2 separate regions of the Homo sapiens genome follow, and region 1 is linked to region 2. Evidence: read pairs that join two places in POLR2A ChIA-PET (ENCODE). Cell type or tissue: MCF 10A. All regions are shown on one strand. Region 1 has its middle 31 kb from the start of KCNG1. Region 2 overlaps NFATC2 (nuclear factor of activated T cells 2).

Region 1 (5,000 bases), 470 kb before region 2:
AGGCTGGGGAGGGGAGCTGGGACCAAGCCACAGAGAACTCAAGGCCTCCCTACACCTCTTAGACTTTATGTTTTTTATTTTTATTTTTTTGAGACAGGGTCAGCCTGCAGTGCAGGGGTGTGACCATGGCTCACTGCAACCTCGACCTCCTGAGATCAAGCCATCCTCCTACTTCAGCCTCTTGAGTAGCTGGGACCACAGATGTCACCACGCCCGACTAATTGTTTTTATTATTTGTAGAGAGGAGTTTTCATTATGTTGCCCAGGATGGTCTCAAACTCCTGGGCTCAAGCTGTTACTGGACAAAGAAGTCTTGATCCAGACCCCAATGAAGAGTTCTTGGATCTTGCACAGGAAGGAATTCAAGGGGAGTCGGAGAGTGCAGTGAGAGGAAGAGTTTACTGAAAGCTACTCTGTTACAGAGTAGGGTGTCCTCAGAAAGCAAGCAGAGGAATGCATCATCTTTGCTTTTCTTTCTTTCTTTCTTTCTTTCTTTCTTTCTTTCTTTCTTTCTTTCTTTCTTTCTTTCTTTCTTTCTTTCTCTCTCCTTCCTTCCTTCCTTTTTTCTTTCTTCCTTTCTTTCTTCTTTCTTTCTTTCTTTTTCTTTCTTTCTTTCTTTTTCTTTCTTTCTTTCTTTCTTCTTTCTTTCTTTTTTGCTCTCTCTCTCTCTTTTTTTTTTTTTTTTTTTTGTGACGGAGTCTCACTCTATCACCCAGGCTGGAGTGCAGTGGCGCGATCTCAGCTCACTGCAAGTTCCACCTCCGAGGTTCACGCCATTCTCCTGCCTCAGCCTCCCAAGTAGCTGAGATTAGAGGTGTGTGCCACCACGCCCGGCTAATTTTTGTATTTTTAGTAGAGACAGGGTTTCACCGTGTTAGCCAGGATGGTCTCGATCTCCTGACCTCGTGATCCACCCGCCTAGGCCTCCCAAAGTGCTGGGATTACAGGTGCATGCCACCACGTCTGGCTAATTTTTGTATTTTTAGTAGAGACGGGGTTTCACCATGTTGGTCTCGAACTCCTGACCTCAGGTGATCGTCCTGCCTCAGCCTCCCAGAGTGCTAGGATTACAGGCATGAGCCACCATGCCCAGCCTAAGCTTTGCTTATATAGAGGTCTTGTTTATGCAAAGACTAAACTAAGCTATGCCTGCATGCGGGTGAGCAGACAGCATGACAAAATTTATTATTCTATTGAGTTAAAGGAAACTATCCTTGACATTTTTGGGTGGGTACATCAAAGCATAACTATTATTATTTAGAAAACATATATTGTTATGGGTATTGGGACATTTGGATTCTCTGTTGTTATAGGGGCATGTCCTTGCAGGCAGCTTTAGTTGTTCCCTCTACTATAAACATCCCATGACTATGGGTGGTGACCAGCAAGGAATGTGCTTTGCTAGTCTCAAATGGAGCGGAACTTAAAATGGTGTTACTCTGGCCCTGTTATGCTCTTACTTTCCTAACAAAGCAATCCTCCCACCTCAGCCTCCCAAAGTGTTGGGATTACAGGTGTGAGCCACCACACCCAGCCGACTGTTAGGCCTTAGTCAGTCGGGGAGCCAGGGTCTTCTCACTGGGAATTTTAGGCACCAGGGCCCCAGAAGCTGGCAGAGGTGGTTGGGTCAGTAGCAGGGATGACCAATCATCCTGGTTTGCACAGGATGTTGAGTGCTAAAACTAAGAATGTCCTGGGAAAACCAGAATGGTTGGTCATCCTAGTAAAAACTCAGCTTCCCTTACCTTACTCTCAGCCAGCTCCTGGTCCCACCAGTGTGGATTTATACTAGCTTTTCAAATGTCGCTGTGTGCACCAATCACCTGGATTCTTATGGAAATGCAGACTCTCATCCCTCAGGTCTGGGGTGGGGACTAAGAGTCTGCATTTCTGTGTTTTTTTTTTTTTTTTTTGAGACAGAGTCTCACTCTGTCGCCTAGGCTGGAGTGCAGCAGCGCGATCTCAGCTCACTGCAAGCTCCGCCTCTCGGGTTCATGGCATCCTCCTGCCTCAGCCTCCGGAGTAGCTGGGACTACAGGCGCACGCTGCCACGCCGGGCTAATTTTTTGTATTTTTATTTTTTTTAGTAGAGACGGGGTTTCACCGTGTTAACCAGGGTGGTCTAGATCTCCTGACCTTGTGATCCGCCCCCCTCGGCCTCCCAAAGTGCTGGGATTACAGGTGTGAGCCACCATGCCCGGCCACATTTCTGTCTTTAAACTAAATTAATTAATTAATTATTATTATTTTAGAGACGGGGTTTCACTCTGTTGCCCAGGCTGGTCTCGAACTCCTGGCCTCAAGTCATCCTCCTACCTTGGTCTCCCAAAGTGCTGAGATTACAGGCGTGAGCCACTGTGTTCAGCCGAATCTGCATTTTTAATAAGCTTCCAGGTAGCATAGGTGTCGCTGGTCCATGGTCACAATTTGAGTAGCAAGAGTTGACAGCACCCTCAGGCTCATTGCAAACCAGCTACTTCCGGCCATAACTAGGAGAGAGAAGTTGTGACCACCCCAAAAGCACATCTGTATTTCCTAAGGCAAATACAAGCCAGCTTTCCCTCCACTGAACTGTCCAGGACTCAGGCTTGCAGTGAAAATCAGCTGCTGAATGTATTTTTGTTTAAAATCCACACACATTCTCTCACACTAGTTATTTAAAAAAATTAAAAGAAAAATCCACACACACCACATGCAGACAGCACCCATCACAGGTGCTATTTAGTTTGTTTTTCAATTGCTTGGTCCCTCCTGCTTGGGTACCATGTGTTTGCATTTTGCATTTTTTGCTTCTCCTTTTATCTCACTTTCTTTTCACCTCGCAGCAACCTGGTCAATGTGCAAATGAAAGACAGTCCCAGGGAAGAGGAAAACTCTTGCTGTGCAACCAGCTGGAAAGAGATTGAAATAAAAACTCACTTCACTTCTCCCCACCCCATTCTCTCCTGAGCAAGTAGAGGCAGGTTTGTCGAAATTGCCGGAAGGGACAATGTTGGCATTTGAGCTTCTAGGAATGTTCTTTTGGAGAGCAGGAGCACTGCCTCCAGGCCTGCTCCCTCCCACTGCTGCTTGGGAAGGATGGCTCCAGGACTGGGCGGCTCAGCCATGGTGGAACTGGGTCAGCTGTGGCTTTGGCAAGTTTCTCATCCTATCTGGGCCGCCTCTGTGAAATAGGAATAATGATTGTACCTACAGAGCTGGATATTACCTGTTTGTTCCCCCGACCCATTCTCTACCCTGAGAGACCGACTTTAGGGATTGCATCACTCAAGGGCCCTGCCTTCCGGCTTCGGCCCTGCCTTTGGCCTTCTGGTTCAGTTTGCAACGGGAGATACCAGCAGCAGATGGGTGCTGGGAAATTTACTCCCTGTTCTCTCCCTGCTCTGGGCTGCAGCTGTGAGTTTCTCTCTGACTGCAGCTCCTGACCAGGCAGATGCCTCAACAGTGCCAGGCTTGACGGTGTGTGTCAGCTATCAATTTATTGCCTCTCAGCTCCAAAGTCACCCTTCAATATCTGCTTTGCGTAATGGGCGGAGTTCCTTTTAAGCGTCATTCCTTTACAGTGAGTGCAGTGTTAAGTTTTCTCAGTAGAGGGCGCTAGAGGAACACCCCCTAGGTCTCTACTGTTTTCATCCCTCATCCGCTTTCAGACAATAGGCCAAGGCCTGGCCAATCAGAGCACTGCCTTCTCATAGCCTCACTGATTGGCTCAGGGATGGGCACACGGTCTAAACTGCTCCAATCACAGTGAGTCCCAGGACTTAGGTAGGAGCTACCCAAATGATACCTTGTGCTTTCCCATTGAACTTGAACTTGAGAAGATGAGAGGCTGGGTTGCTGCAGCCCTGTTGTCAGCATGAGGGGAGAGTCTTGAACTGCCAAGAATCGCCACAGGGAACTCAAGGGTGGAGCCAACATGGCAGAAGTTGTGAGATGGAGAGAAACTGACTTCTCATGACACAGTGTAGCTGCCCCTGAAGCTGGCAGGACCTTTGGGCTTTTCAGCTATGTGAACCTGTAGATAACCTCTCTCCAACCACCCCCCTCACCAGTGTTTTTTTGGTACAGAAGCCAGTTGGATTTTCTGCTATGTGGAAACATAGTTCTGCTGAATATAATGGCTTTAGGAAAGAAACAAAACAAAACAAAAACCATTGCTGTATTTATCCTCTTTGCCAGGCACCTTGCTGCATATCTCATTTACTTCTCTCTCCATCCTCACGCAGCCCTCAGAGGAAAGTGATCATCTCCATTTTCCAGATGAGAAAAACAATGCTCAGAGAAGTTAAGTAACTAGCTCAAGGCCACCCAGCTAGTGTGTGGTAGAAGCAGGATCCAGGCACGGGCTCCAGTGCATCATACCACTCAGTGCTGGCTGGCAGCAGAGTGGAAGCCACTCGTCCACCTGGCTCAGGGATTCTGGCAGCCACGGTGGGAGAAAGCAGGGATGCAATCTGTATGCCGAGTAATTGTACAACAGTGCAGTTCCCCCACATTCATTACCTAACTGCTAATGAAAAGATCTCCGAATTGTGGTGCTGCCAAGTCTGTTGTAGCGAAGTGTGAGAATGCATTTGTAATTAGCCGCGCCTTGCAGGCAAATGAGGAATGTGTGAAAGTCCCTTGAAATGTTATACAAAATAAGGCTAAAGCATATTCCATTATCTTACGTATGCTATTAATTGAACAGACCCTTTTCATTGTTGCTGTTGAGTTCTTGTGTGACGTTATTAACAATAGTTACTATTTATTGAGCACTTACTATGGCCCAGATACTTGGTGCTTTCTGTACTGCTTTGTTTCATGTAATCTTCACATCACTCCAACAGGGAGGATGTTATTGTTCCCTTTTTAAAGAGGATGAACTAGAAGTTCAGGGAGGTTCAATAACTTGCCCAGGGTCACACCGCAAGGCAGTGGCTTGTCAAGGAATCAAATTTGAAGTTCTCTGGCTCCAAAGCCCACGTTCCTTCTGTTTGTCCCAGCACTTGTCGTACTTT
Region 2 (5,000 bases):
CCACCTGTGTCACCTGTTGTTATCTAAAATGTGGAACCATCACCCCTGACAATCAATGACGTACAAATGTTATGCCTTGTGAAAGTGCTCTAAGTCATTTGAGCTAATTTCCCTCTAACAACACATTTCGTTTTCATGAATCAAGGGACAGAGGCCTGTTCTCCTTACAGGAAGCCAGAGGCTGCCTGTTGTCCTTATAAGGAGAACAGGTACATGAGAATTGGTTTTCTTTATCCTTTTATAAAGGGATGGGCAAATAAACTTCTTTATAAGAGGTTTCCTTTGTTAAAGCATATCCTTTCTTTGTACATTTGATGTCAGCCAAAACATGAAGGCATCATGTATGCTAAGCTTAGGATATAGTACCTGAAGGGTTTAGACATATTGACTTTGGAATTCATTTATGATCTTTAACATAGTCGTTAAGACATCCATGATCTACCCATGGGGTCCTTTTCTAGAACTCTCCCTCATTCACTCTGTTCCAGCCACACTTCTAGAACATTCTGTCTCTCAGATATACTCAGCATACTCCTACCTTTGAGCATCTGCACTTCCTAGTGTCTGTCCTCCCCAGTTACCTGCATGTCTCCCTTCTCCACTTCTTGCAGGTCTCTACTCAGCTGTCACCTCCTCTGGGAGGCTTCTTTAACCCACCCCATCCCCTCCCAAGAGTTAAAACAGCAGTACCCAGCCCGGTCCCTCTCTCTCATTCTCTGTCACCTTTGCTTTCTCTGTCCTACTTTGCTTTTCTCCATAGAGCTTTTCACTTTCAGATACATTATATGTAGCTTGTATTGGTTTATCTTCTTTCATCTTTAACCTACTAGCATATAAGCCCAGGAAGGAGGGGCTTCGCTTTGTGTACTGCTGTAAGCCTAGACCAGGAATAGTGCCAAGAACCTAGGAGGAGAACGTACTAGTTGGTGGGTGGGTGGGTGGATGGGTGGGTGGGTGGGTGGGTGGATGGATGGATAGATGGGTGGATGGATGGATGGATGGATGAGTGGATGGGTGGGTGGGTGGGTGGGTGGATGGATGAATTGATGGGTGGGTGGGTGGATGGGTGGGTGGGTAGATAGATGGGTGGATGGATGGATGAGTGGATGGGTGGGTGGGTGGGTGGGTGGGTGGGTGGATGGGTGGGTGGGTAGATGGATGGATGAGTGGATGGGTGGGTGGGTGGGTGGATGTGTGGGTGGGTAGATGGATGGATGAGTGGATGGGTGGGTGGGTAGATGGATGAATGGATGGGTGGATGGGTGGATGGATGGGTGGGTGGGTGGATGGATGGGTGGAAGGGTGGGTGTGTGGATGGGTGGGTGGGTGGACAGATGGGTGGGTGAGTGGATGGATGGGTGGGTGGATGAATGGATATGAATATGTCTGTATCTCCCAGTATGTATTCTCAATACATCTATTTACATCTATGTCCTCATCTATACTTTAATAAATGAAAAATGGAGGAACAGGACAGGCCTGTGCTGAGCACTAAACCAGAATGCTATAGTTGAATGCTCATAGCAACCCTCTGAGGAAGGAAGTATTAAAATGATTCGCATTTGACTGGGGAGAAAACCAAAGCTAAGAGGAGTAAAGTCACCGCTTGGCCAAGGATCCATGGTGAAGCTTACATTTGAACCCTCAAAAGCAGGTTTCTCCAGCTCCAGCGCCCAATCTCTTAGGTTAACTAGCCAGCCACCTATTCCAGAAGCCAGGCTGCAGAAAAGAATGAAAACCTGCTCCAGCCACCTTCCCAGGGCAGGCAAGAAACAGATCCCAGCCACAGCCAGGGCCCCACCTCCTCAGGCCTCTCTCCTTCCAGCGTGGGCCAAGAGGCCAGGCCCGCCCCCTGGGGTGAGTCAGTCTGAGCTCTTGGCATTCCTCCCCAAGCCCAGAGAACTGGGCAGAGGGCCAGCCCCTTCCATGGCAGGAGCCTACGGACCTCCCCATCCGCGAGCCTGGGCAGCAACCGCGTGAGGCCCACGGCCCAATTCTAACCCTTCCCTCCTGCCTTGCCTGGGCCTCCAGGCCACTGGCATCCCCCTGCATCTGCTGGGGCCACTCAATGGAGCAACGATGCACTTGGCAACATTTCAGGAGTCGCCGTGCACCAGCCAGAGGCTTCCAGACACTCCACCTTGAGAGTGCCACCCAGCAGTGACTCAAACCAATCCCCTGATGGCTTTTCCCAACCCCAGCTCAGCCCAGGCACCCTCTGTTCCCAGAGACCCGCCTGCCAGCGCTGCCCCAGGGGCTGCCGGCTACAAGGATAGATTACAAAGACCTCTCCGCAGAAGCTGCTAATCTCTCCCACATGGGCTGGGTTATTAATCCTTTCTTTCAATATCAAAGTTTTGTGATGACTTCCTAATTGAGCTGCCACAAATGAGATTTATTAGCAGCAAGAGCAGCAGCTGCAGGTTCAGGCTTTGAAGATCTGCCTTTGATGAAACTGGGGAGCAGCTGGGGGCTTTTGGCCCCGGGGATGGGTGGTGCAGTGGCGAGAGCATCCCACCCATTTTACAGGTGGAAAGCCTGAGTCATCGCTACTGGGCAAGCCAGCCCAAGGCTTGCAGCCAGGAGGCCTGGGGACTGGAAGGGGCTGCAAGCTCTCAGTGCTGGGCGGGAGGCTGGCGCGGACAGTTGGGCTGTGAATCACTGCACGCTGCTGTGAACACAGCTCCTCTCTTTCCTGCGGCAGCCTCGTTGCTTCCCCCTTCAAAGCCTCATAGTCTCAGCAACCAACAGATTCAACCTTTGCCAAGTCTGCATTTCCTACCTCCCTACCTGAAGGAAAACTTTTTTTTTTTTAATGAAAATTTAAAGAGACAGAAAAAAGAGAAAACACGCCTTTAGCTATATTCTAGTACTACTACAACTCCAAGTGCAGGCCAGGGGCCTTGGCATCACTGGAGAGCTTGTCAGACATGCAGTACACCTCAGGCCCCACCCCAGACCTGCCCAGCCCAGGTCTGCAGTTTTACAAGGAGCCCATGTGATTCTTGCGCACTATCAAGTTTGAGAAGCTCTGTTCAGCCCTGGCCAATTAGAATGGGAATGGGAAGTTAAAAATACTGACACCCAGGCCCTCCTCGTCCTTTTTTTTTTTTTTTTTGAGACATGGTCTTGCTCTGTCACCCAGGCAGGAGTACAGTGGTGGCATCACGGCTCACTGCAGCCTCTGCCTCCTGGGCTCAAGTGATCCTCCCACCTCAGCCTCCCGAGTAGCTGGCATTACAGGTGTGTGCCACCACATCCTGCTTATTTTTGTAGAGGCAGGGTTTTGCCATGTTACTCAGGCTTGTCTTGAACTCCTGGGCTCAAGCGATCTGCCTGCCTCGGCCTCCCGAAGTGTTGGGATTATAGGCACGAGCCACTGTGTCTAGCCCAGGGCCCAATTCTAAAGCAAGGTTTCTCAACCTTGACACTATTGCCATTTGGAGCTGGGTAATTCTTTGTTGTCAGCAGGCAGGGGGTGTCCTGGGGGTGTCCTGGGCATTGTACAATGTTTAGCAGCATCCTTGGGTTCTACCTATCAGATGCCAGGAGCACCCTACCCCCCAGCTGTGACAACCAAGATTGTCTCCAGACAAGGCTGGATATCCCCTGGGGAAGAGGGGTGCAAAATCATCCCTGGTTGAGAACAGCTGTTCTAGAGATTCTGACTTAAATGGTCTGAGGGTCAGGACCCCAGCATTGTTTTTATCTTAAAAAAAAAAAAATCTTCAAGCCAGGTGCGGTGGCTCACGCCTGTAATCCTAGCACTTTGGGAGGCTGAGGCAGGCGGATCACAAGGTCAGGAAATCAAGATCATCCTGGCCAACATGGTGAAACCCCGTCTCTACTAAAACTCCAAAAAAAAAAAAAAAGAAATTATCTGGGCGTGGTGGTGGCATGTGTCTGTAGTCCCAGCTACTCGGGAGGCTGAGGCAGGAGAATTGCTTGAACCGGGGAGGCGGAGGTTACAGTGAGCAGAGATCACGCCCCTGCACTCCAGCCTGGCGACAGAGCGAGACTCCTCTCAAAAACAAAAAAAAATCTTCAAATGATTACAAGAGGCCACAGCCAGGTTTTATCTGTGGTACCATCACTGCAGGGTAATACAGGGCCCTGGGAGCTGCAAGAGAATACATCATTAACTGCTGCTTGGGCTCCGGGGTCAGAAAGCCATGGTTTTGAGTCCTGCATCTGCCATCCCTGCTCTGTGACCCTGGGCAAGTCACTTCACCTAAGTCACAGATGCCTCCTCTGTAAGGTCACAACAGTACCTGCCCTCACGGGTCTGCTTCAAGCAGTACAAGACCCTGCATATGACTATATGGACGCAGTCAGTACATAGATGGTAAAATATCAAATATCAACCCAAATGGTCATGCATGGATACACAGATAAACAAAGCGTGGTCTATCCATGCAGAATATTACTCAGTCATGAAAAGGAATGAAGTGCTGGTTCCATGCCATGACATGGGTGGACCTTGAAACCATTAAGTGAAGTGAAAGGAGCCAGACACAAAAGGACAAATGGCATAGGATCCCATTTATATCAATCGGCCAGAACAGGCAAACGCAGAGAGACGGAGAGCAGATCGGGGCTCACTGGGGGGTGGAAATTGGGCAGTGCCTGCTAATACGTGAGGCGTTTCTTTTTCTGGTGATAAAAAAAAGTTCTGCAGGCCAGATGGGGTTTTCTCAGCCTGATGTCACTCTGTCCGGGTCCAAGTTCTGTCTTCATAGTTTACTAGCTGTGTGGCCTTCGAGTGGCAGCTCTCTGTGCCTCAGTTTCCTCAGCAAAAATGATAAAGTTTGGCTGGGCGCAGTGGCTCAGGCCTGTAATCCCAGCACTTTGGGAGGCCGAGGCAGGTGGATCACCTGAGGTCAGAAGTTCGAGACCAGCCTGACCAATATGGTGAAACCCCATCTCTACTAAAAACTACAAAAATTGGCCGGGCCTGGTAGCATGTACCTGTAATCCCGGCTACTTGGGTGGCTGAGGTG

The links. ChIA-PET counts read pairs that join two places held together with the same protein. Peaks named below come from ENCODE experiments on the same cell type or tissue, not always from the same donor. Only the 100,000 strongest peaks of a DNase experiment are listed, where the experiment ranks them.
Region 1: POLR2A ChIA-PET joins it to region 2 with 5 read pairs; 1 of 35 experiments calls an interaction of 5 or more read pairs at or near these places.

The regions. Positions count from the first base shown.
Region 1 is chr20:50,989,591-50,994,590 of GRCh38, forward strand. No RefSeq gene overlaps it. Among named protein-coding and RNA genes, the nearest start is that of KCNG1, 31 kb to the right of the region's middle. RefSeq lists enhancers at 53-1,015, 3,522-3,816. In MCF 10A, a CTCF peak has its summit at 3,588 (motif pointing right); DNase peaks (open chromatin) are centred at 2,991, 3,271 and 3,611.
Region 2 is chr20:51,454,786-51,459,785 of GRCh38, forward strand. The region is part of intron 5 of NFATC2 (nuclear factor of activated T cells 2); the gene reads right to left. Among named protein-coding and RNA genes, the nearest start is that of MIR3194, 4.3 kb to the left of the region's middle. RefSeq lists an enhancer at 1,449-2,054. In MCF 10A, no CTCF peak of the experiment used is centred here; DNase peaks (open chromatin) are centred at 1,896 and 2,636.